Linked DNA regions of Homo sapiens: regions 1 and 3 are each linked to region 2. The links are chromatin contacts, found by Hi-C or POLR2A ChIA-PET in ENCODE. All regions are on one chromosome and are shown on one strand. Each heading gives the region's core, a stretch centred on a gene start or an enhancer-like site at or near the end of the contact. The rest is flanking DNA. Distances are from core to core; before and after follow the strand shown. Region 1 overlaps EBF4 (EBF family member 4). Region 2 holds the start of SNRPB (small nuclear ribonucleoprotein polypeptides B and B1). Region 3 overlaps VPS16 (VPS16 core subunit of CORVET and HOPS complexes).

Evidence for each region. A loop is a pair of places that touch in the nucleus more often than their neighbours do. ChIA-PET counts read pairs that join two places held with the same protein, here RNA polymerase II (POLR2A). Pooled maps may share reads with other maps.
Region 1: a loop to region 2 is called in a map of CD4-positive, alpha-beta memory T cell, with 11 times the contacts of the local background. The contact joins the enhancer-like site here to the promoter of SNRPB in region 2. A Hi-C loop is called at or near these places in 2 of 168 maps with a recorded cell type or tissue (CD4-positive, alpha-beta memory T cell and naive thymus-derived CD4-positive, alpha-beta T cell) and 7 of 50 pooled maps. POLR2A ChIA-PET finds 5 or more read pairs at or near these places in 1 of 52 experiments (naive thymus-derived CD8-positive, alpha-beta T cell).
Region 3: a loop to region 2 is called in a pooled map, with 4 times the contacts of the local background. The contact joins the enhancer-like site here to the promoter of SNRPB in region 2. A Hi-C loop is called at or near these places in 6 of 37 single-sample maps with no recorded cell type and 16 of 50 pooled maps. POLR2A ChIA-PET finds 5 or more read pairs at or near these places in 3 of 52 experiments (CD4-positive, alpha-beta T cell, activated B cell and activated naive CD8-positive, alpha-beta T cell).

Annotation. Positions count from the first base shown.
Region 1 is chr20:2,749,106-2,753,778 of GRCh38, reverse strand. It overlaps EBF4 (EBF family member 4), which reads right to left. Exons shown (of 17, transcript NM_001395167.1): 8 at 4,261-4,378; 9 at 4,026-4,159; 10 at 3,806-3,932; 11 at 1,991-2,079; 12 at 1,792-1,857; 13 at 1,516-1,693; 14 at 1,234-1,422. Among named protein-coding and RNA genes, the nearest start is that of CPXM1, 49 kb to the left of the region's middle. RefSeq lists silencers at 1,375-1,554, 3,333-3,472 and enhancers at 2,136-2,647, 2,716-3,396. Within about 2 kb of position 2,281, at least 8 of the 41 ENCODE cell types and tissues checked have a DNase peak (open chromatin) inside an H3K27ac peak, as active enhancers do.
Region 2 is chr20:2,469,235-2,473,955 of GRCh38, reverse strand. SNRPB (small nuclear ribonucleoprotein polypeptides B and B1) reads left to right here and starts at 3,167. Exons shown (of 7, transcript NM_003091.4): 1 at 3,167-3,268. The coding sequence starts at 3,266. RefSeq lists enhancers at 3,158-3,207, 3,218-3,267, 3,428-3,547.
Region 3 is chr20:2,850,445-2,854,613 of GRCh38, reverse strand. The region is part of intron 1 of VPS16 (VPS16 core subunit of CORVET and HOPS complexes); the gene reads right to left. Among named protein-coding and RNA genes, the nearest start is that of VPS16, 12 kb to the right of the region's middle. Within about 2 kb of position 2,518, at least 5 of the 41 ENCODE cell types and tissues checked have a DNase peak (open chromatin) inside an H3K27ac peak, as active enhancers do; they include CD4-positive, alpha-beta T cell, where a contact is called at or near this core.

The DNA.
Region 1 (4,673 bases), core at 1,032-3,531, 280 kb before region 2:
ACAGGGCCAGGCTCAAGCCTTCAGCCAGAAAGCAGGCAGGACACACGCCCTGCAAGGAAAGCCAGGCTGGTGGACAGACAGTGCAGTCTCGGCAATGGCAAATATGGGACAGGGAGAGGAGAGGGCACCACGGGCAAAGCCATGACCAGTTCCTTCTGGGACAGCCTTCACCACCTCTCCAGCTCGGCAGAGTCGCCTGGGACTTCAGGGACAATCTCTCTTATGATTGATAGGGAGGCTTCTTGCAGGTGACAGGAGTGGGGGGATCCCCCAAGCCCTGGGCTTTGCATACAGTGGGCGCTTTATAAATGCCTGCTGAATAGCTAAGCTAAAAAGAGCTGTGAACATGCTGATCTGGAACTTGATGATGGAAGAGTCTTGAGGGCAGTGTAAAATGACAAGGCATCAAAGCCGTTCGGAAGGTCACTCACTCATGACATGCAGACATTGCCTGTCCACCCAGCTCTGAGCTCCCCACTCTAAGAAGCCAGATGGGATGTGGTCAGCGCCCACAGTCAGGGCTGGGACTCCGAAATCACACACTGGCCCTTTAGGCACAGTGGCACATTCAGATCCGAGATCAACCTTAAGCAGGGGGTGGAATTGACCCTATTTGACTGCGAGGAAACAAGTTCAAATAAGTAACTTGCTGAATGCCCGGCAGCTCCTGATTTGGACACTGAAACTCAAATTCTGTCTGATCACACAGAACTCGCTCGCTCTGCCGGACGACATCGCGGGGACCACATCCTCCCCACGCCCACCTGGCCTCTGGAGTCCTGGGAGCTGGGGGGCGGCTGGAAGCCGGCTTCCCTCGAGCCCTGAGTTTCCTTAGGCTTCCGGCAGGCGGCGCCAGCCTCCTCCCCAAGTCCGGGCGCGAGATGGGAAGGGGGCGGTGTCCCAGGTTTCAGATGGACGCCCGCCACCCATTAGAGCCCACTTCAGGGGGACCGGAGGCCTAGAAGCGATGTGCATAACGGACCGGCAAAGAAGGCTAAAAGTGCACGGAGTACTCTGGCCCCAGGACCCCGGGATGTGCAGCCTAGGGGTGGGGTTGAGGTTCTGCGGCAGGGGAGGTCCCAGGCGGGGACGGTGGGCCTGACCCCGAGGGCTGAGCCAGGGTCGACTCTCACGGCGCCGGCGCCCCAACCTCTCCGGGATGGGCGGGGGCGGGGCTGAGTCCCGTTCCGCTCCCCGGCCCCAGACCTTCCCTCGCGGGCGGGGGACACTCACTGGCGAAGGGCGAGGTGGCGGTGGAGCCATTGAGGAAGCTGGGGGACCCAGGCACGCCGAGGCCGGCCACGCCCGGCGCGCCGTAGCCGCCCAGGCCAGCTCCGAGGCCGCCGCCGTAGCCGCTCTGCTGCGAGCCGGGGCTGGGCGCGAACCCGCGGGGGGACGCGCTGCTGCAGCTGCGCGCGTAGCCTGCGAGAGAGAGCGCGGCCGTCAGGGGGCGGTGCCGGCCGGGGAGGGGCGGTGGCGGCGCCCGAGGACGGCGGGGAGGCGCGGCCCACGCACCCGGCTCGGGCCCCGGGGTGGCGTCCCCGACGGCGATGGCCAGCGGGCTGCTGAAGGCGTTGATGCCCACGACGGCGGGGTGTGGGTGGCTCGGGGCCAGGGGTGCGAGCGGCCCGGGTGCGCGGGGGGTGCTGTACAGAGCCTCGGCCACGTCCGCCGCGCGCTTCAGGAGCAGCTCCTGCGAAGACAAGAGCGGGGCACGGCCGGGGCAGCCGCGGGCGCCGCGTGCTGGGGGGCCCCGGTCCCGGCGGCGCTGGGAGGGCGGAGGCGCCATACCTGGTTACTGCCGGGCACTCCGTACAGGGCTTCTGCCAAGTCGGCCGCCCGCTTCAGCAGCACTTCCTGGGGACAGGGGGAGAGACAGCGGGACGGAGGGGCAGCCCCTGGGGGCGACCAAGGGGCCCTCGGGAGCCCCTCCTCACCCCCTTGCCCACAGGACACCCTCAGCCCCGCCCCGCCCCGCCCCTCTGAGTACCTTGGGCAGCCTCTCGGGGTCTCCGGGGTGTCTGGGAATGACTTTCTGTAGCCTCTGGAATCCGTAGTCAATGGTGGGCTCGTTCAGAGCTGGGGAAGGGGGCGGCGTTTGGAGGACGTCTCCCCCGCAGCCCCCCACTCCCAGGGTGAGACGCAGGGCGCCAAAAGCAGGCCAGCGCCCAGTCCGAGAGCCTCGCTGCAGCCCCCTCCACCAGGCCCAGCCCAAGTCCCCCGGAAAACTCCAGGCACCCCCGGCAGCGAGATTCAGGGAAGTTTCAGTTCTTTCGTTTGTTTACTCAACAAATATTTACTGAGCCAGCCTCTGTCCTCGGCCCTAGGCGCTTGGTATGAACACACATGCACCCATTTGTGATTAGAAAAAAGGGAAACCGTATACACATATGAGTTATAGTCCTAAGGGCAGGACTCGATGGAGAGTTTTCTCTTTTCATCTGGTCAAATCAGGAGTTTATTATAAAAAAGAAAAAACTTAACAATCTCCATTTATCACGGCTCAAGTGGACTCTCTGCAGCATCTGAAGGCTAGAGGTTTGCATGCACCCCAGGGAAGCAACTGGAGAAGTGGGTGGCTTGGGCTGGGGCGGGAGGATGGAAGTAGAGAAGATCCGGCCAGCGGCCAGATTCTACATTGCATCTCCACGTGTGTTGTGTTCACTGCTTACCCTGGCGTTGTGCAAGGGGTGTGTGTGTGTATGCGCGTCTGACCCAGCTCCCCACGCCCTTCTCCTCCTCCTTCCCCTTTTCCTGATCCCCGCACCGCCCTTTTCAGATAGCCTGGCCCCGACCTAATCCACCAGTCTCAGAGCCCTACCTTCACCTCTGATCCTGACTTAGTGGATTTCCTTTAGTTTCCCGGCAAAGAGAAAGCACTCACTTCTGGGGATCGGTCCTTATCATTCCTTCTGCAACCACCCTTCCTTCCCCAGGTCAACCTCCCCACTCAGCCCTCGGGTTTCGGTTGAGCCGGGCTCAGCAGGCACTCCCTACCAAAGGTTTTCCTTGATTGTCAGCCCCTTGACCGCGTGACCCCACCCACCCCATGCGGTTCTCTGCTCAGCCTTTCCGCGTTAGACTGGAGCTCCGGGGAGGCTAAGTAGGGTCACTACCGAGTGTCCCTCGAAGGGCTCGATGAGCATCGGTGCGGGGGGCTGCGCGATGGTGGGGACTGCGGTGGGGTGGAGAGGAGAAGTGGGTGGCTCAGCTGGGGCGGGGCGGGAGGATGGAAATGGAGAAGACTCGGCCAGCGGCCAAATAGAGCCAGGCTGGGGGGTTCTACACTGCCTCTCCACGTGTGTTCACTGCTCGCCCTGGCGTCGTGCAAGGGGTGTGTATGTACGCACGTGTGTGTGCGTGTACATGCAGAGTGAGGCCTGGGGTAGCGTGGGGGAACCAAGAGACCCAGAGAAGATTCGGGGAGCAGCGACCCCATTGGCATCTTTGGAATAAACATCCCTTTGGAGAGGCTCTAAACCCTGGAGAGTGCGGGCGGGAGACACAATGTTCAGGAGGTGAGATGGCTGAGGGAGTAAGAATGTTGGTTGTGGGGGGGACTTTGCCCCGGGGAAGGGACTAAGGAGCCAGAGGCCAGGGAGGGAAACACACAGAGCCAGGGAAAGACGGTCCTGCGAGCGGAGCGATCACAGGCATAGGTGGTTAAAGGGGCCCGGGGCCGTCTAGGGGTCGTGGCCACAGCGTAGAGCTCGGCTAACTCCTATCACCAAGAACGGAGACCAGTGCGCAGGGTGGGGCTCCCTCCGCGCACCTTAGACCTCCACTCCCCCGCCCGACTCCTTACCTGTGTAGACAAAGCGGCCGGGGCATCCCTTGCAAAACTGCTTGGACTTGTAGGAGAGGGTCACCTCCACCACCCCGGGGATGTGCCGCGGGGGCGTCTGCACCCGGATGGCGTGGGGCGTGATGAGCTGCGAGGGGAGAGGGGAGGCCTGCAGGTCCCGCACCGGCGAGGGGAGGGCCCAGCCCCTAGGCCCAGAGGGAGACTGGCGGGGTTGGCCCACCTCGCTCCACACGAGCACGTTTCCGAACACGACCTGCAACCCGTCGAAGAAGTTGTCGCCGATGACAATGACGGTGGCGCCGCCCGTGGTCCAGCCCTCCCCGGGGCTGATGGCCTTGATGCAGGGGGTGGCAGCTGGGAGGCAGGAGAGGACCCAGGTCAGGGGACCGCGCTGAGGTGGGGCCTGGGGGGCTGGCTGGGCCCGCGGCGGCCGGGGCTGGGCCGGGGGTCCTGACCTTCGGAGGGGTCCAGGCGGCGCGCCCTGCGGCCATGCTTGGAGTTGTTGTGCACAAACATGTTGTCGGACACGGCCAGCACGTGTCCGTCCACGCTCACCGTCGTGGACACCACCACCTGCGGGGAGAGCCGAGGCCAGCCTGGCTGGGGCCCTCGGGGGCTCCCGGGAGGGGAATGTGGTGGGGAACCAGCACCTTGAGGCTGGTGGTTGGATGCTGGAATTTAGGGTCACTGGTGGGAGGAGGAGGGCTTCAATCCTGCAGTGTCTGAGCTGGTGGAAGGGGGCCAGCTGGATCAGGTGATACCCCCAGATGAACTGACTCCCCAGGCGCTACAAAAATAAAGACCCCTGAAAAAACTGGCTCCTTAGGCAAAGAATGGCTACTGTTTTTGCATACACAGAATGCTGGGT
Region 2 (4,721 bases), core at 1,918-4,417:
AGTCAAATGGTCCAATTAAAAAATGAGAAAAGGATCTGAATGGGCATTTCTCCAAGGATGATATATAAATGGCCAACAAGCACATGAAAAGATGTTCAACATCATTAGTCATGAGGGAAATGCAAATCAAAACCACGATGAAATTGATAGCACTTCACATTAAGATGGCTTGAATCAAAAAGTCAGATAATAACAAATATGGGTGAAGATGTGGAGAAATCAGAACCCTCATACGCCACTTGTGGGAATGTATCATGGTGAAGCCACTTTGGAAAACAGTCTGGCAGTTCTTCAAATGGTTAATCAGAATTATCATATGACTCAGAAATTCCACTCCTATCTGGATACCAAAGAGGAATGAAAGCATGTCCACGTGAAGACTTGTACACGATGTTTACAGCAGCATTATTTATAACAGCCAAAAGGTGGAAGCAATCCAAATGTTCGTCATTTGATGAACTGATAAAATATGGTAGTTCCCTCCTTATCTGAGGAGGTTATATTCCAAGATCACCAGTGGATTCATGGAACGGCAGATACTACCAAACCCTATATATACTATTTTCTCTTATACATACATAGCTATGATAAAGTTTAATTTATAAATTAGGTACAGTAAGAGATTAACAATACTAATAGAACAGTTATAAAAATATACTGTAATAAAAGTTATATGAATGTGGTCTCAAAATATCTTGTACTGTACTCACCTATTTTTATACTGCAGTTGATTGTGGGTAACTGAAACCACAGAAAGTGAAAGATGGATATGGGGGGACTACTGTACATCCATACAATGGAATGTTATTTGGCCATAAAAAGGAATGGAGTATTGATACGTGTCATGACATGGATGAGCCTTAAAAACATTGTGCTAAGTGAAAGAAGGTAGTCACAAAAGACCACGTATTATTATATGATTCCCTTTATATACATTTTCTAGAATGTCCTTCATAATATTCATCCTTCTGATAGACCTGAGTGTAGGTTCAGGTCTCTGCTCACATACCACTCCTCAGAGAAGTTTCCCCTGACCACCTAGCCAAAACTGTACCCTATCCCTCTCAGTTCCTCTGCCTTTATTTATTTTTTTCATATCACTCTAATGTTACATTGCATACTTATTTATTTGGTTTACTATGTCTTTCTCAGTAGGATGTAAAGCTCCGTGAGGGAAAGGACTCTATCCCAATAATGGTGCATGGCCTTAGTAGATGCTAAATAAAAATGATTTTAAATGCATGCATGAATGAAGTGTTAGGCAGCTGGGTAAGGTGGGGGCAAATGAACAGCTGAGGAGCCAGACGGACCTATATTCCCACTCTGACTCCGCCACTTTGGGCAACATAATTCATTTCTATGAGGCTTCGCCTCTTCATCTACAGGTGACAGGAAACGGGACAACAGAACACACCCTTTAGAGATGGTGTGAAGATGGCAAAGCACCAAGGTGGAAGCTCTCCTTGCTGGGTTTGAGGAACAGCAAGGAGATTAGTGTGACTGGAGAAGGATGAATGAGGGCAATGTTGACGGAGATGAATGAGGTTGGAGAGGAGCGCAGAGCTAGATTTTATTCCATGTGTGCTGGGAAGTTTTTGGTAAGTGGAGACCAGGACATGACATCATCTGATATCCCAGTACGTTTAGAAGGATCCCTCTGGCTGCCGTGAGAACAAGAAAGGAAGCAAAGAGACAAGTTACGGGCTCGTTCAATGATCCAAGACAGAGACGATGGTGGCTATGACTAGAGTGGACGCAATGGAGTGGGTGACAACAATCATATTCAAGATAATTTGAAGGTGGGGGCCACAGGATTTGCTGATGAATTTGATTATTCGATGGCAGAGAAAGAGAAGAATGAAATATGCTTCAAATTTGTCATTTTCTTTTTTTTCTTTTTTAATCCAAGAAACTTCGGGGATGGGGAACACTGGTGAAGTGGTTTTAGAAACAGTGAATAGAATCAAGAATTCAGTTTTCAACATGTTAAATTTGGTATACCTATTAGACATTCACATCACGCTGGCAGCTGGATATAAAGGGCCAAGAGTTAAATGAAGAGACCAAGGTTAGAGGAACAAACTTGAAAGCCTTGGGTGTATATGCTGTATTTAAAAGTCATAGGAAGGGCCCAGTGTGATGGTTCACGCCTGTAATTCCAGCACTTTGGGAGGCCAAAGTGGGTGGATCAGGAGTTCGAGACCAGGAGTTGAGGTCAGGAGTTCGAGACCAGCCTGGCCAACATGGCAAAACCCCGTCTCTACTAAAAATACAAAAATTAGCCGAGTGTGGTGGCACAGGCCTGTATTCCCAGCTACTCGGGAGGCTGAGGCAGGAGAATCGCTTGAACCGGGGAGGCAGAGGTTGCAGTGAGCCGAGATTGTGCCACTGCACTCCAGCCTTGGTGACAGACTGAGACTCTGTCTCAAAAGAAAAAAAAAAGTCATAGAAAAAAAATAAATGTCATACGACTGGATGCGATTATCAGCAAATATGGGTAGAGCCCTTATTTTGTGCTAAAGTGTTCTAGGCACTACAGCAATGAGTAATACACAAAGAGAAAAATTCACACCCTTATGGATCTTACATTCTAATGGGGAGGGGATAATAAAATAACTAACAAAAATATACAGCGTGTTAGATAGCAAGAGGGAAATACAGGAGAGATGAGGATGAGGTGGGTGGGAAGGTTACAGGATGGCTAGGGAAATCCTCACTGGGAAAATGTTATTTAAGCTTAAACCTTGAAAGAGGTGAGGGCAGCAGCCTTCTGGTATACCTTGGGGACTACCATTCCAGGCAGAGGCGAAAGCAAATGCAGAGGGGCTGAAAAAGGAGCACGTCCAGCCAGTGGAGGGAAAAGCAAGAATAGTGACTGTAGAGGAGAGAGCCGGGGAGGGTGATGGGAAATGAGGACCGAGAGGTTAATGGGAAAGGCGGGGTGAAGAGAAATGAGTGTGACACAGAGCAGCTCTCAGTACGGATTTAAGCTAGGAAGGTGTCCAAACAGGAACTTAAGGCTCTCCTTACGTCAAAGCCGGATGTTAACGCCCAGTCCCCAGGCCCCGCCTCTGCTCGGCAGAAGCTCCGCTCCGGGGCCGGAACTCCAGGGCTAGTGAGCTGGACCGGAAGTAGGTTTCTACCCGACCGCATTTTACGTGGTGCTGCATTTCCGGTAGCGGCGGCGGGAAATCGGCTGTGGGAGAGAGGCTAGGCCTCTGAGGAGGCGAATCCGGCGGGTATCAGAGCCATCAGAACCGCCACCATGGTAAGGAGGGCACAGGCTGGCGGCGCGGGAGCTTCCGAGTCTGTTGTGGAGTGGGAACCGCGACTGATCGGGGAGGAAGCCGTGGGTTGGAGCCACTTAGGGCGGTGAAGGCCTGGGCCGAGGCCGCTCGGTCTGGGCGGGAAAGACCAGGACCTTGGCGGTTCGGCTAGGCATGGGGTCGAGGAAAAGGTTGGAACCGGTGTCGGAGGCCGAGGTCGCTCGGCAGGGGCGAGGGTAGAACCGCGGCTCTCGACACCGCTGTAGCCATAATTCCTGGGACCCAGTAGGCACTAAGTTAACTTTTGCCGAATAAATATATGTCCCGGGCTTCGGAGCAGGCACTGGAGCCGCAGGGGGACCCGGTAAAAGGCTCAGACTTGCGGAAGTTTGTGAGTCTGAGAAAGAGTTGGCGGAAGTGGGTGGAAGGGGCTCGTGGACCACGCTAGAGTCTCGCTAGGTCTGCTGGATGGAGAGGAGGGCGGAGGAGGGTGATGGCGAATGGAGGAAGAGCTCCACTCAGTTGCTCATCACGTTTCCGTGTTTGCCTGTGCCTGACTTCTCAGGCGCTGGGGCTACTCTCTGAAATATGTTTGCTTCCTTCACAGAGGTAGCTGGGGACACATAATATAATTCAGTGTGGTCATTCGGTAAAAGTAACGGCAGCGGGGCGGGGTAAGAATGTTTTCTCAAATAGATGGTTCCTGAGCAGATTCCTAAAAGATTAGCAAGAATGTTCCCGGCGAAAATGGGGGGAATATTACAGACCCGGAGAACTGAAGGAACAAAGGCTGAAGGGTAACAAGATTTAAAAAGTTACTGGATTTTTCTGCGTTTGTTGACTGAGAAAAAGTTGCTGGAGGAGAAAGGAAGAAAGAAGGGAAGACGGGAAGAATTGGCAGGAGGCTAGTTACTAAAGGCCTTGCATGTTAATTTTACCTCAGTGGTGGTGAGGCATGTCATTGAAGGATTTAATTTAATTTATTTTTATTTTTTTGAGACGGAGTTTTGCTTTTGTTGCCCAGGCTGGAGTGCGGTGGATCGATCAGGGTTCACTGCAAACTCCACCTCCCGGGTTCAAGCGATTCTCCTGCCTCAGCCTCCCAAGTAGCTGGGATTGTAGGTACCCGCCACCACACTTGGCTAATTTTTTGTATTTTTAGTAGAGACGGGGTTTCACCATGTTGGCCAGACTGGTCTCGAACTCCTGACCTCAGTTAATCCACCCACCTTGGCCTCCCAAAGTGCTGGGATTACAGCCGTGAGCCACCACACCCTGCCCACTGAAGGATTTTAACCAGCAAAATGACATAAGCTTAGTGGTGTTTAGAAAGATTGCTCTAGCTCTGGCATGTATATTCGATGGGACTGGAAGCAGGGAAACCTGGTAGGATATTGTTTGGATAACTGGTTAGAATAGGCGCTGGATTCATTTTGTCTAGGTTCCAACACAGCT
Region 3 (4,169 bases), core at 1,269-3,768, 380 kb before region 2:
CCGTGTTGGCCAGGCTGGTCTCGAACTCCTGACCTCAAGTGATTCGCCTGCCTCAGCCTCCCAAAGTGTTGGGATTACAGATGTGAGCCACCACGCCCGGCCTCAATTTTCAAGTCTTATATAAGAAATACATTTTTTTCTTTCTCTCTCTCGTTTTTTTTGTTTTGTTTTGTTTTGTTTTTAGAAAGACATTGTCTTGCTCTGTTGCCCAGGATGGAGTGCAGTGATGTGATCATGGCTCACTGTAGCCTTGAAGCCTCAAACTCCTGGACTCAAGTGATGCTCCAACCTCAGCCTCCTGAGTAGCTGGGACTACTGGCGCATGCTAGTGCACTTGGCTAAAAAATTTGTGTGTGTGTGTGTGTGTGTGTGTGTAGAGACGGGGTCTCTGTTGCCAGGCTGGTCTTGAAATCCTGGCCTCAAGTGATTCTTATACCTTGGCCTCCCAAAGTGCTGGTCTTACAGGTGTGCACGACCATGCTTGGCCTAGAAATACATTTTATAAGGCTATAGCTGCCATAGCTAGTAATTTCTCTGATGGATCTGGACAAAACTGAAAGCCTGGAAAGGTTTTCAGTGGTGCAATCTCAGCTGGAAAGGAGTCACCATTGTAGATGCCATTAAGAACACTTATGATTCATGGCTGGGCACGGTGGCTCACACCTGTAATCCCTGCATTTTGGGAGGCTGAGGCAGGCAGATCGCCTGAGGTCAGGAGTTCAAGACCAGCCTGGCCAACACGGTGAAACCCTGTCTCTACTAAAAATATAAAAATTAGCCAGGTGTGGTGGCGGGTGCCTGTAATCCCAGCTAATCAGTAAGCTGAGGCAGGAGAATCGCTTGAACCCGGGAGACGGAGGTTGCAGTGAGCCGAGATCATGCCACTGCACTCCAGCCTGGGTGACAGAATGAGACTTCGTCCCAAAAAATAAAAAAAATAAAAATAAAATACTCTTATGATTCATGAGAGGAGGTCAAAATATCAAAATTAACAGGAGTTTGGAAGAAGTTGATTCCAATCCTCATGGATGACTTTGAGGGGTTCAAGACTTCAGTAGGAGTCTCTGCAGATGCAGTGGAAATAGCAAGAGAATCAGAATTAGAAGTGAGGCCTGAAGATGTGACTGAATTGCTTCAATCTCAGCACTTGAACAAATAAGGATTTGCTTCTTATGGATGAGCAAAGAAAGTGGGTTTTTTTTTTTTGTTGTTGTTTGTTTGTTTTGAGACAGAGTCTTGCTCTGTCACCCAGGCTGGAGTGCAGTGGCACGATCTCGGCTCACTGCAACGTCTGCTTCCCAGGTTCAAGCAATTCTCCTGCCTAGGCTTCCTGTAGCTGGGATTACAGGCACCCAGCACCACACCCAGCTAATTTTTGTATTTTTAGTAGAGACACGGTTTCACCATGTTGGCCAGGCTGGTTTTGAACTCCTGGCCTCAAGTGCTCTGCCCACCTTGGCCTCCTAAAGTGCTGGGACTACAAGTGTGAGCCACCATGCCCGGCTGAAAGTGGTTTCTTGAGATGGCATCTACTATTGTGAACACTGTTGAAATGACAACAAAGGATTCGGAGTATTACATATACTTAGTTAATAAAGCAGCGGCGTGGTTTGAAAGGATTAACTCCAATTTTGAAAGTTCTATTTTGGATAAAATGCTATCAGACAGCATTGCATGCTACTGAGAAATCTTTCATGAAAGGAAGAGCCCACTGTTGTGGCAACTTCATTGTTGTTTTAAGAAATTATGATAGCCACCCTAACCTTCAGCAACCACAACTCAGATTAATTAGTAGTCATCATCACTGAGGCAAGACCCTCCACCAGCACAAATACTACACGTTGCTTAAGACTCTGATAATCACTAGCATATTTTAGCAATAAAGTATTTTTAAGTTACGTACTTTTGTTTAGACATAATGCTATTGCACACCTAATATACTACAGTATACTGTAAACATAAAACTTTTATATGGACTGGGAAACCAAAAAAATTCATGTGACGTGTTTTGCAATATTCATTATATTGTTGTAGTCTGGAACTGAACCCATAATATCTCCAAAGCATGTCTGTATATACTTTGGCATTATTTGAATTTACAACCCATATGCATTTCTTTTGACATTCTATAACTAAAATCATTGGGTGAAAAAACATCTGATAGGAAAATAGATATTCATACAAATCTAGCATGCCAGTTATCAACGCATTGCCTCTCAGCTCCAAATTCACCCTTTAACCCATGTTCTGTGGTAATGGTCAGCATTCCTTTAAACATTTCTCCTTTATAGTGAGCATGTTAAGCTTTCTCAGCAGAGGGCGCTGGAAGGACACTGCACTAGGAAGGGGCCCTCCTGTGCTTCCAGGGTTGGTGGTCAGCCAGCAGTCAGGGTGTGAGAATATCTAGTACTGCTCCGCCCCAGCCACACATCCGCAAAGCATGGTCCCTCAGCAACATCGCAGCACTTTCCGGATCACCTTCTCAAGCTGTCTGGACAGACGCTGCACTCCAGGCTTCCTGCCCACACCAGGTCCCCACTTCCTCTCTATACCAAGATGCCTGGCCACTGGCTGCATCCTGCCTGTGCACTAGTGTTTCCACCAATGTCCTCTGCACACCTGTATGCCCAGCCACAGGTTTTTTGAGACAGCGTCTCGCTCTGTCGCCCAGGCTGGAGTACAGTGGCACGATCTCGGCTCCTGCAAGCTCCGCCTCCCGACTTCACGCCATCCTCCTACCTCAGCCTCCTGAGTAGCTGAGACTACAGGAGCCTGCCATCACGCCCAGCTAATTTTTTTTGTATTTTTAGTAGAGACGGGGTTTCACCGTGTTAGCCAGGATGGTCTCGATCTCCTGACCTTGTGATCTGCCTGCCTCGGCTTCCCAAAGTGTTGGGATTACAGGTGTGAGCCACCTCGCCCAGCCTGTGTGTTTTTTGTTTTTTTTTTTTGAGACGGAGTTTTGCTCTTGTTGCCCAGGCTGGAGTGCAATGGAGCAATACCGGCTCACTGCAACCTCTGCCTCCCAGGTTCCAGCAATTCTCCTGCCTCAGCCTCCCAAGTAGCTGGGATTACAGGCACGCACCACCATGCCCAGCTAATTTTGTAGTTTTAGTAGAGATGGGGTTTCACCATGTTGGCCAGGCTGGTCTCAAACTGGTATCGTTAGTAGAGACGGGGTTTCTCCACGTTGGTCAGGCTGATCTCGAACCCCCAACCTCAGGTGATCTGCCCACCTCGGCCTCCCAAAGTGTTAGGATTACAGGCGTGAGCCACCATGCCCGGCCTACCTTGCCATATTGACACTGTGTGTTGCAGGCCTCCTGCCTGCACCAGCACTCCCATTCACACCGTCCACCTAACACCCCAGGCTGAGAGTTGCAGCTTGCCTACGTCTTTACATCCCTTGTGGCCTCAGAGGGTTGCTTCTTGCTTGTCTGATATTATAGACCAGCTCCAACCTGGGCAAACCAACTTCTCTGCCATCCAGTGGGCTGCAACTGTATTTTTCCAACGAGGTCTGAACCCTAGCCTGAAGACAGGCTCCCTCTTCCAAGTTTGTCATTCCTTGGGTACTCTTCCTTGGCCCCAGGCTATCATAAAATTTTCTTATATCTCATATTCTTTTTCTTTTTTTTTTTTTTTTTTGACAGTCTTACTCTATCGCCCAGCTACAGTGCAGTGGTGTGATTGGCTCACTGTAGCCATGACCTCCCAGGGCTCAGGTGACTCTCCCACCTCAGCCTCCTGAGTAGCTGGGACTACAAGTGTGCACCACCATGCCCAGCTGTTTTTTTTGTTTTTTTTTTGTAGAGATGGGGTTTCACCATGTTGCCCAGGCTGGTCTCAAACTCCTGGGCTTGTGTGATCTGCCTGCCACGGCCTCCCAAAGTATTGGGATTACAGGCGTGAGCTACCATGTCCAACCATATCATATACTCCTTTATCACAGTTAAATAATTTTTTTCTTTTTCTTTTTCTTTTCTTTGGAGATGGCGTCTCACTCTGTTGCCAGGCTGGAGTGCAGTGGCAAAATCTCGGCTAACTGCAACCTCCACCTCCCAGGTTCAAGCGATTCTCCTGCCTCAGCCTCCCAAGTAGCTGGAACTACAGGTGCACACCACCACACCCAGATAATTTTTGTATTTTTATCAGAGATGGGGTTTCAC